Linked DNA regions of Mus musculus: regions 1 and 2 are each linked to region 3. Evidence: chromatin loops called from intact Hi-C (ENCODE). Cell type or tissue: left cerebral cortex. All regions are shown on one strand.

Region 1 (2,500 bases), 73 kb after region 3:
TTGGGGGTCAAATGACCCTTTCACAGGGGTCGTATGTCAGATATCTACATTATGATTTGTAACAGAAGCAAATGGGGCTGTAGTTCAGTTGTTAGAGTGTTTGCCCTTAATGTGGTTTGAGCTCCAGCATCACATTTTGTTTGGTTGGTTTTGGTTTTCGAGACAGGTTTTCTCTGTGTAGTCCTGGCTGTCCTGGAACTCACTCTGTAGACCAGGCTGGCCTCGAACTCAGAAGTCCACCTGCCTCTGCCTCCCAAGTGCTGGAATTAAAGGCATGCGCCACCATTGCCCAGCATCACATTTTTTTTGTGTTGGTTTGAGTTTTTCGAGACAGGGTTTCTCTGTATAGCCCTGGCTGTTCTGGAACTTCTTCTGTAGACCAGGCTGGCCTCGAACTCAGAAATCCACCTGCCTCTGCCTCAGAAGTGCTGGGATTAAAGGCATGTGCCACCCCCGCCCGGCTCACATTTTTCTTTTTAAGGTAGATAAATGGTTGTAATCCCAGCACGTGGCAGGTCCAAGGGATGGAAGTTCAAGGTTATCCTCAGCTATGTAAGTTTAGGGCTAGCCTGGAATACTTGAGACCTTGTCTCAAACACAAAAGAAGGCATGTGAGTCAGCCAGTGATGGTGGTGTGTGCCTGTATTCAGGCACTCTAGAACAGTGGTTCTCACCCTTCCTAATGCTGTGAGCCTTTAATACAGTTCCCTGTGAGGTGCTGACCCCCAACCGTAAAATGACATTCGTTGCTACTTTGTAACTCAAACCCAGGTCCTTGTGTGCACTACCCCTAAACTATATTCCCAGACTTCTATATCTTTAACAAAAACCACTGCATCCATTTATTTATTTAATTATTGATTTGTTTGTTTGTTTTTTGTTTGTTTGCTTAGGTATGGTGGTGCCTCAGCATGCATGTGGAGATCAGAGAATAACTTCTGCCACTTAGTTCTCTCCTTCCGCTATTTGGGTCCTAGGGGCTGAACTCAGGTCCTCAGGCTCGGGGGGGAGGGGGGGCAACCTGCTGTGCCATCTTGCCAACCCACACGCCTTTGCCTTTTTAAACAAAAATAGCTGTAGGAAGAAATGTTGCTGTTATAATTCTTTTTTTTTTTCAAATCTCTTTAGTCTGAGATTTCATCAAACACTCTCCATGTAGCTCTGGAAAATTCCAGAGTACTTTTTGTGGCAACATGGAAGTGCAATAGACAAATAATGTCCTTCTTAGGTAAAGTATGTTGACCTCGGGGACTCCGTGGAAGGCTCTCAAGGAGCTTTGGACTCTAGAGTTACCCTTTGAAGAGCACTGGTGTAGAAAGATTGCTGTGAACTTGAAGTTGAGCTTCTGGGCCTAGGGCTACACTTTCCTTATCTGTAGATGGAAATTAATGTCCCTTCCCTCCAAAGGGCCAGCCAATTAACCGTGCCAAGTACACAGTAGAGATAGGGAGTTTGGCAGCTTTTTGCTTTCTTGTAGCCTCAGTTTCCTTATTGATGAAACAAAGACCTGAGCTGGAGCACCCCCAAGGCTCTTCCAACTCCAACTGTGGCCGTGCAGTGTGAAACGGTCCACACTTCCCACTCCGGCGGTTACCCTTTCCCTTTTCAGCTCACAGGCACAAAAGCACGCTGTGTTCCTCAGCTGATGCAAACAAGCTCGCACCCCCAAGCTCCCAATCTCTCATGCCAACCTGGATGTACATGAGTCACTTGCGACATACCCCTTAGTTCTACGCCCCCTCACAACCAAGACACACACACAGGTGCACCGTAGGTCCACAGATCCATGTGCACCCTGCATAGACACAATTCTTATACAAATGCATTCTCTGCACACACAACTCTGGAGATCAGACACAGAGCCTGGTGGCCTGGTAGGGCACGCTGCGGACGGGTGCAACCACTCCATCCTTTGGCTGCTCTCCCGCGGGCGCCGGGCCTGGGCCTCCCCGCTCCGCCCCCACGCGCGCCCCCGCCGCCTGCGCCGCAGTCCGCGTCCACCAGCCCCGGCAGCCAGTAGTTGCGGTCCCAGTTCCGCGCAGCGCTCCGGAGCTGAAAGGACTGCAATCAGCGCCCGAGGTCAGGAGGAATAGGTGGCGCCTAGAGAGCGGGTGGCACCAGAGTTGCGGCAGCCCGGAGGTGGAAGCTCTCGAGAGGGGCAGAACAGCCTGCAGGGAGCAGCGGGGCGCCGGCAGGCTGGTGTGGGGGGAGACCCTGCAGGAGTCATGGCCGGGCTACGAGCCAGGCGGGGCCCTGGGCGCAGGCTACTGGTGTTGTCCACGCTGGGTTTTTGCCTAATGCTGCAAGTCAGTGCCAAGAGACCTCCTAAGACGCCCCCCTGCCCACCCAGCTGCTCCTGCACCAGGGACACCGCCTTCTGCGTGGACTCTAAGTCGGTGCCCAAGAACCTGCCTTCAGAGGTCATCTCCCTGTGAGTGTCTACCTAGCCTTGGGGGTGGGGAAAGGAAAGAAGGCACAGAAAGCTCTGGAAGAGAGAAAC
Region 2 (2,500 bases), 170 kb after region 3:
ATTTTGTTCCCTTACAGATGAGAACAAAAAAGAACTAAGAGGTGAGCTTACCCAGGGCCACCCAAAAGAAGGCAAGCTGGATGAAATTCCAACCGGGCTGAATTTAAGCCAAAGGAATTTCCTATCTTTCCAATGCATCCCCAAAGATTCCATTTTAATATGAACTTGGGTCTCTCTACCTCTCACCTGACCCGTACAGCAGGAGCTGGGAGTCAGGATTGGGTGAGAGTGTAGGATCTGGCCCTGGGACAACTGAGCATCGTCAAGCCATGCTGGAGAGTTAGTTCATGAGTTAACAGGCCTGCCATGTGGGCTAGGTCAGGCAGGTGGGAGGCCCATTCTCTGCCTCTGTTTCCTTCAGTGTCTCTGTCTTTCTTCCTGCCTTCCTTTTCCCTTCTTCTTCTTTTCTCCCTCTCCCTCTCCCCCTCCCAGCCCCACTTGCACAGTTGCTGTGGCAACAACAACGCAATGCCAGAAATAAAGACAGGCTCCAGCTAGGTCACCCGTTCCCAAAACAGCATCCTAGGGTGGGAGAAGGGTGGTGTAGTCAATAGGGCGGGAACTGGGCGCGCACTACAGTGAATGTGTGTATTGTAGGGTGGGGTGAGACACGGGACAGCAGGGTTTGGGCCTGCTTAGGCCAGTGGCTCATCAAAAGCCTTACTTAAGTCAAGTTTATCCCTGGCCTTTTCTCAGGCCACCAAGGCCCTGTTACTTTCTCTTCTCTTGTTTTCTCTCTCTCTCTCTCTTTCTCTCTCTCTCTCTCTCTCTCGCTCATGCAAATGCTTTCTGATCCTTTTCCTATTGCTTTGGACTATGCATTCCTCATACCAACTCTGAATGACACCTGTCCCATTGAACAAGATCAGGCAGCTTCAGGAGTAGATAACGGAGTCCGTCTGTTCCAGGACCTGCCTACCCACTCTCAGTGACAAGAGTGCTCCTTTCCCTTTGACCCCCCCTCCTGCCTCCCTCCCCTGCAAACATGCCTGAGCTCATTAGAGTTTTCTTAGGTTCCCCTCTTGACCGAGTTAGTGGCCATTTCTGTGCTCTTTCCTCAGAAGAGGTAAGTTTCTCTTTTCTAGCTAGGTCCCTCCACTGCTCAGGCTTGCTTTGTCCAAACACGTTCCTTATAGATCTGAGTCCTGAGGTATATATAGCTGGATCGGCAGATCTGGGGAGGAGAGGAAACTCCCACCCTAAATCCAGATTCTAGAATTCAGGAGAGGTCCCCATTCCACTCTCCCCACACGTGAGCTCTGAAAGAATTCTGCAGACATTGCCCACCAGTGGGTAGACAGATGCTCTCCTAGCCTCAGAAAGACCAACTAGCTGTATGGAGACAAGACTCCCAGGAGCATACATGCAGAAGACAGAAGAGCTCTGCCCAACACATGGCTGCTGACAGAACTGCACATGGGTGCACACAGGGACTCTGCCGCCCTCCTTGCCAGAGCACTCGCCCACTCTCCCTGCCAGACCCCCACACAATGACACATGGTGCTAAGGACACCTACTTGCACCCACCCACTGATCCTCCCCTTGGCACCCGTCATCTGTGCTCACAGCTCCCTGGCATGGCCTGCTGAACCCATCCCTGTTCTGAGCACGTGAACCCCAATACTCCCAGTGCCCTCACCTGACCCATCCCCACATCCCTCCACTCCCACTGCACCGTTGCCTTGCTTGTCTTAGACCTACAGCCTGGCAACCAGTCTTCTGGGAGGAGACGCACAGGTGTGCCTGCCCAGCAAAGGAGTATGGCGTGTCTGGTGCCGAGAAAGGAATCCCTTAGGACCCCCGGGGCTCTCCAGGTTTATTCAGCACCCAGTCTCTCTCAGTACACTAGCTGCTCGCAGGCAGAGAGCCAGGCTAAGCTCTGCAGTCACACCCTGCTACACAGCCTCATTCTTCGACGAATCCCTACCCTAACCAGGCTAACCTCAGCTAGGAGGGGCTCCAGAGTGGGCTGGAAACCAGCGGCTTTGGCCCCCTCAATGGACCCCTGCCACTCCAGAGGGCACCTGGCCTGGCGGGAGGGAGGCTGCCAAAGATGTCTTGCATCATTCAGCAAAAAGCTAACAGCTCCCTCCACAGACTGTGCCCCATGCTCCCACCCCTTGAAATTCTGGCCACAGAAGCTTGGGGGGGGGGGTGTCCATGAAAGGGAATGCTGGGGCCCATATGGACTCTTTGCACGGCAACAGCCTAGATCCTTCCTCCCAAATAAAAAGGGAGTTTGATCGGGTCAAACCCAGCTGAGCACCTTGTCTGGCCACCTAGGCCTATTCTCCCACTGACCATTTTCCAAAGCTGACCCTGTCCTAGCATCTCTGATATCACCCAAAACCATGGCCAGATCCAGAGGTACAGCCCAAAATACCTACGTAAAGAAAGAGAGGCAAAAGACCCTGTCACCTACCTCCTCCCAGACAGTGGGGCCCAGGCTCTCTGAAGCCCCAGGAAGCAAAAGGCTAGGCCCTGGTCGACTGGGTGGCCG
Region 3 (2,500 bases):
GTCAGCAGGGACCAGAAAGGGACAATGGGATGCCCTTGAGCTGGAGTTAAAGATGGTTCTGAGCTGGGACTAGAACTTGAGTTCTTTGCAAGTGTTCTTCTGAGCCATCTCCCCAGCCCCTAAAACATATTTGTGGTCCTTGGTTGTATCAGTAGGTACAGAGGGGTCAACCAGAGGCTCCTTATTTTCTTCCGTGTATCCTCCAAATGTCTCTCCTACTCCTTAGAAGTCTGCAGACTCTTTGCAGGGGCAGAGACTGTCACCATGAGAAAGATAGCAACTCTTACTACTTGCCTGACATTTCTCAGGTGCCAAGCCCAGAGCTAAGTGATTTACATAATGATCTCATTCCACGATAACAATAAACTTGTATTATCAGCCCACTTCACAAATGAGACAGTCGCTGACCGAGGTCACCTAGCTGGAAAACTATAGAGATGAAATTGTTCCTATCTCCATCAGATTACAAAAACTGTCCTTTTTATCATTGTATTGTCTCTTGGTCACTGTTGCTTCCATCAAATTCCCTTGAGTTTTTTTTTTTTTTGGGGGGGGGGGGGAGGGGACTCCAACCGCCCTCAGTTCTAGGTTGTAGACAAGCCTCCGGCTGATGGTCCTTTCTGACTGCAATCTCAGGGCTTTGCTGGCCTGAGCCTGGAGGGTGGTTGGGATGAGAACACTCAAAGCTCTGTGTATCCTTCCACCCTCCACATTCTTGCCTCTGTGCATCCCTCCCTATTTTACAACGCCTCTCTCCCACTCCTTTACTTAGGGACTCTTAAGCTGCTAGAAGATTCTCCTTGGACACTCCAGAGTCTCTAAAGCTGCTGGGCTGGTTTCTCTTGATAAGAGTTGGTAAGAAAATTGTGCGGTGCATCAGTGAAGGTCTCCCAGGAGACACCTAGACTGAGGATAAGGTCCCACCAACCCCAGCTCTGACACTTCTTTTGAGACCCTTCCCTTACCCAGCCTCCTGAGCCCGTGGGTTAAGCTCCACCCCTCTCTGAGCACCTTAAAGTTTGGGGGCTGAATTCCAAGTAGGAGGTGTGTTGAACGGACTTCAGGAGGCATCTTGCCCTGGAAGAATGGGGGAAAGGTGGCAGAAGCTACAGCTGCTGCCTCCAAGGACATCTGTATAGCTCCCAGGGGACCCTCTGCCCTTTCCCCCTCCCACAAGCCTGGGCGAGCAGGGACCAAGCTTGCTTGTTATCACCTGACGCTGAGCAGCCACTGATCCCATTGGTGGAGCCAGATTCGGTCTGGCTCTCCTGTTCCTTCTCGATTTCTCTGCCTCTCTCTCCTCCACGCTGCTTTGATTTCGCTCTTGCCTCTCTTCTTGCGCGCTTACTCGCTGGGTTCCCAGCAACGCCGCCGTTTTCTTGCCGGGAGCAGTAGCTATAGCTGCAGAGCCAGACAGGCGCTGCCTGTGGGGCATGGAAGCCGACTTCCCAGTAGCCCAGAGAGGAGCGAGCGAGCCCCGCTGCCTGTGACCCCAGGCGTCAGGCTGCTGTCCCCTGCCTGGAGAGATCATCATCTATCTACACAGAGTCTCTCCCTTCCTTCTCTTCCAAGTATCCCTCTGCAGGGCCGGCTGAAGCCAGGTAAGTGCGCTTCTCCCCCCCAAACCATCCTGCCTATTCTGGGAGGTTAAGAGCTGCGGCCACCAGGGTCTCGCCACTGTCCTGGCTGTCCACCTGGGTTGCCAGGCCTGGCGACCTTGTCCCCTTTCCCCTAAGTCCTTGGCAAAGAGCTTAACAGCTGGATCTGGTCTCCGGGGCGACACAGTTAGTTACCCCGTGACCATTCTGCGCAGTCGGCAAAGCCAAAAGGTTCAGCCGGGTGGGGGAGCCTTCCCTCTGGCATGCCAGTAGCTTTTTGAAATGGGCTTGGGGAAGGGGGCCCGGTGTGTACAACGTGTCTGCATGGTTGGGAGGAGGCTGGAGGCTAGCTTGCGTAGATAGGTCTGTCTCTACGCAGTTAGATTCCTTTAGGGTTTCTGACCGGCTTGTAGCATGTTTCAGAACATTTTTCCGCGTGAGGTACATGTGTGCGGGGGCAGCATTTATCCGAGTAGCCTGTGGGTATATGTGGCAGGGGCCCCAAGAGCCAGTATTTTTAGGGGGTGGACATGTCACTTGTCATGTGGGTGGGAGTACATGTTGAGGGAGTACTGTAGCAACCAGGCTGTTTCTATGTGGGGAGGGGCAACTTTGAAGCAGTAGGAGGTGGGTAGGTGGGAAGTGTGGCACAGACCTCTGGCTGTGGGTAGACTTGAGTAGGTGTGCAAACCTGTTGGCCTGTGAAGAATCAGGCTGACCCAGTGTGGCCAAGGAGCAAACATGTTTTCAAAGTCTGTGTCTTGGAACCTACAAAAGGCAATGCCAGAATCCAGGCAAGGATTGACGGGCGCTCAGATATACATGTGTGCACAGGCAGCCATGTGGGTTGCCTGTCCTCTTGTGGGAAGTGGCATGCATATGTGTTGGTGCCCGTGGCTTCC

What was found. A loop is a pair of places that touch in the nucleus more often than their neighbours do. Peaks named below come from ENCODE experiments on the same cell type or tissue, not always from the same donor. Only the 100,000 strongest peaks of a DNase experiment are listed, where the experiment ranks them.
Region 1: it touches region 3 in a loop (4-fold over the local background); 18 of 42 quality-filtered maps call a loop at or near these places.
Region 2: it touches region 3 in a loop (4-fold over the local background); 6 of 42 quality-filtered maps call a loop at or near these places.

The regions. Positions count from the first base shown.
Region 1 is chr14:70,528,840-70,531,339 of GRCm38, forward strand. Lgi3 (leucine-rich repeat LGI family, member 3) reads left to right here and starts at 1,982. Exons shown (of 8, transcript NM_145219.4): 1 at 1,982-2,431. The coding sequence starts at 2,226. In left cerebral cortex, no CTCF peak of the experiment used is centred here; DNase peaks (open chromatin) are centred at 1,319, 1,718 and 1,961; H3K4me3 peaks cover 1,095 bases; H3K27ac peaks cover 2,341 bases.
Region 2 is chr14:70,624,317-70,626,816 of GRCm38, forward strand. Dmtn (dematin actin binding protein) reads right to left here. Exons shown (of 16, transcript NM_001252662.1): 1 at 2,423-2,500. Among named protein-coding and RNA genes, the nearest start is that of Dmtn, 1.5 kb to the right of the region's middle. In left cerebral cortex, no CTCF peak of the experiment used is centred here; DNase peaks (open chromatin) are centred at 493, 1,503 and 1,848; H3K4me3 peaks cover 2,500 bases; H3K27ac peaks cover 2,500 bases.
Region 3 is chr14:70,456,203-70,458,702 of GRCm38, forward strand. Phyhip (phytanoyl-CoA hydroxylase interacting protein) reads left to right here and starts at 1,315. Exons shown (of 5, transcript NM_145981.3): 1 at 1,315-1,601. In left cerebral cortex, no CTCF peak of the experiment used is centred here; DNase peaks (open chromatin) are centred at 784, 1,266 and 2,140; H3K4me3 peaks cover 1,897 bases; H3K27ac peaks cover 2,363 bases.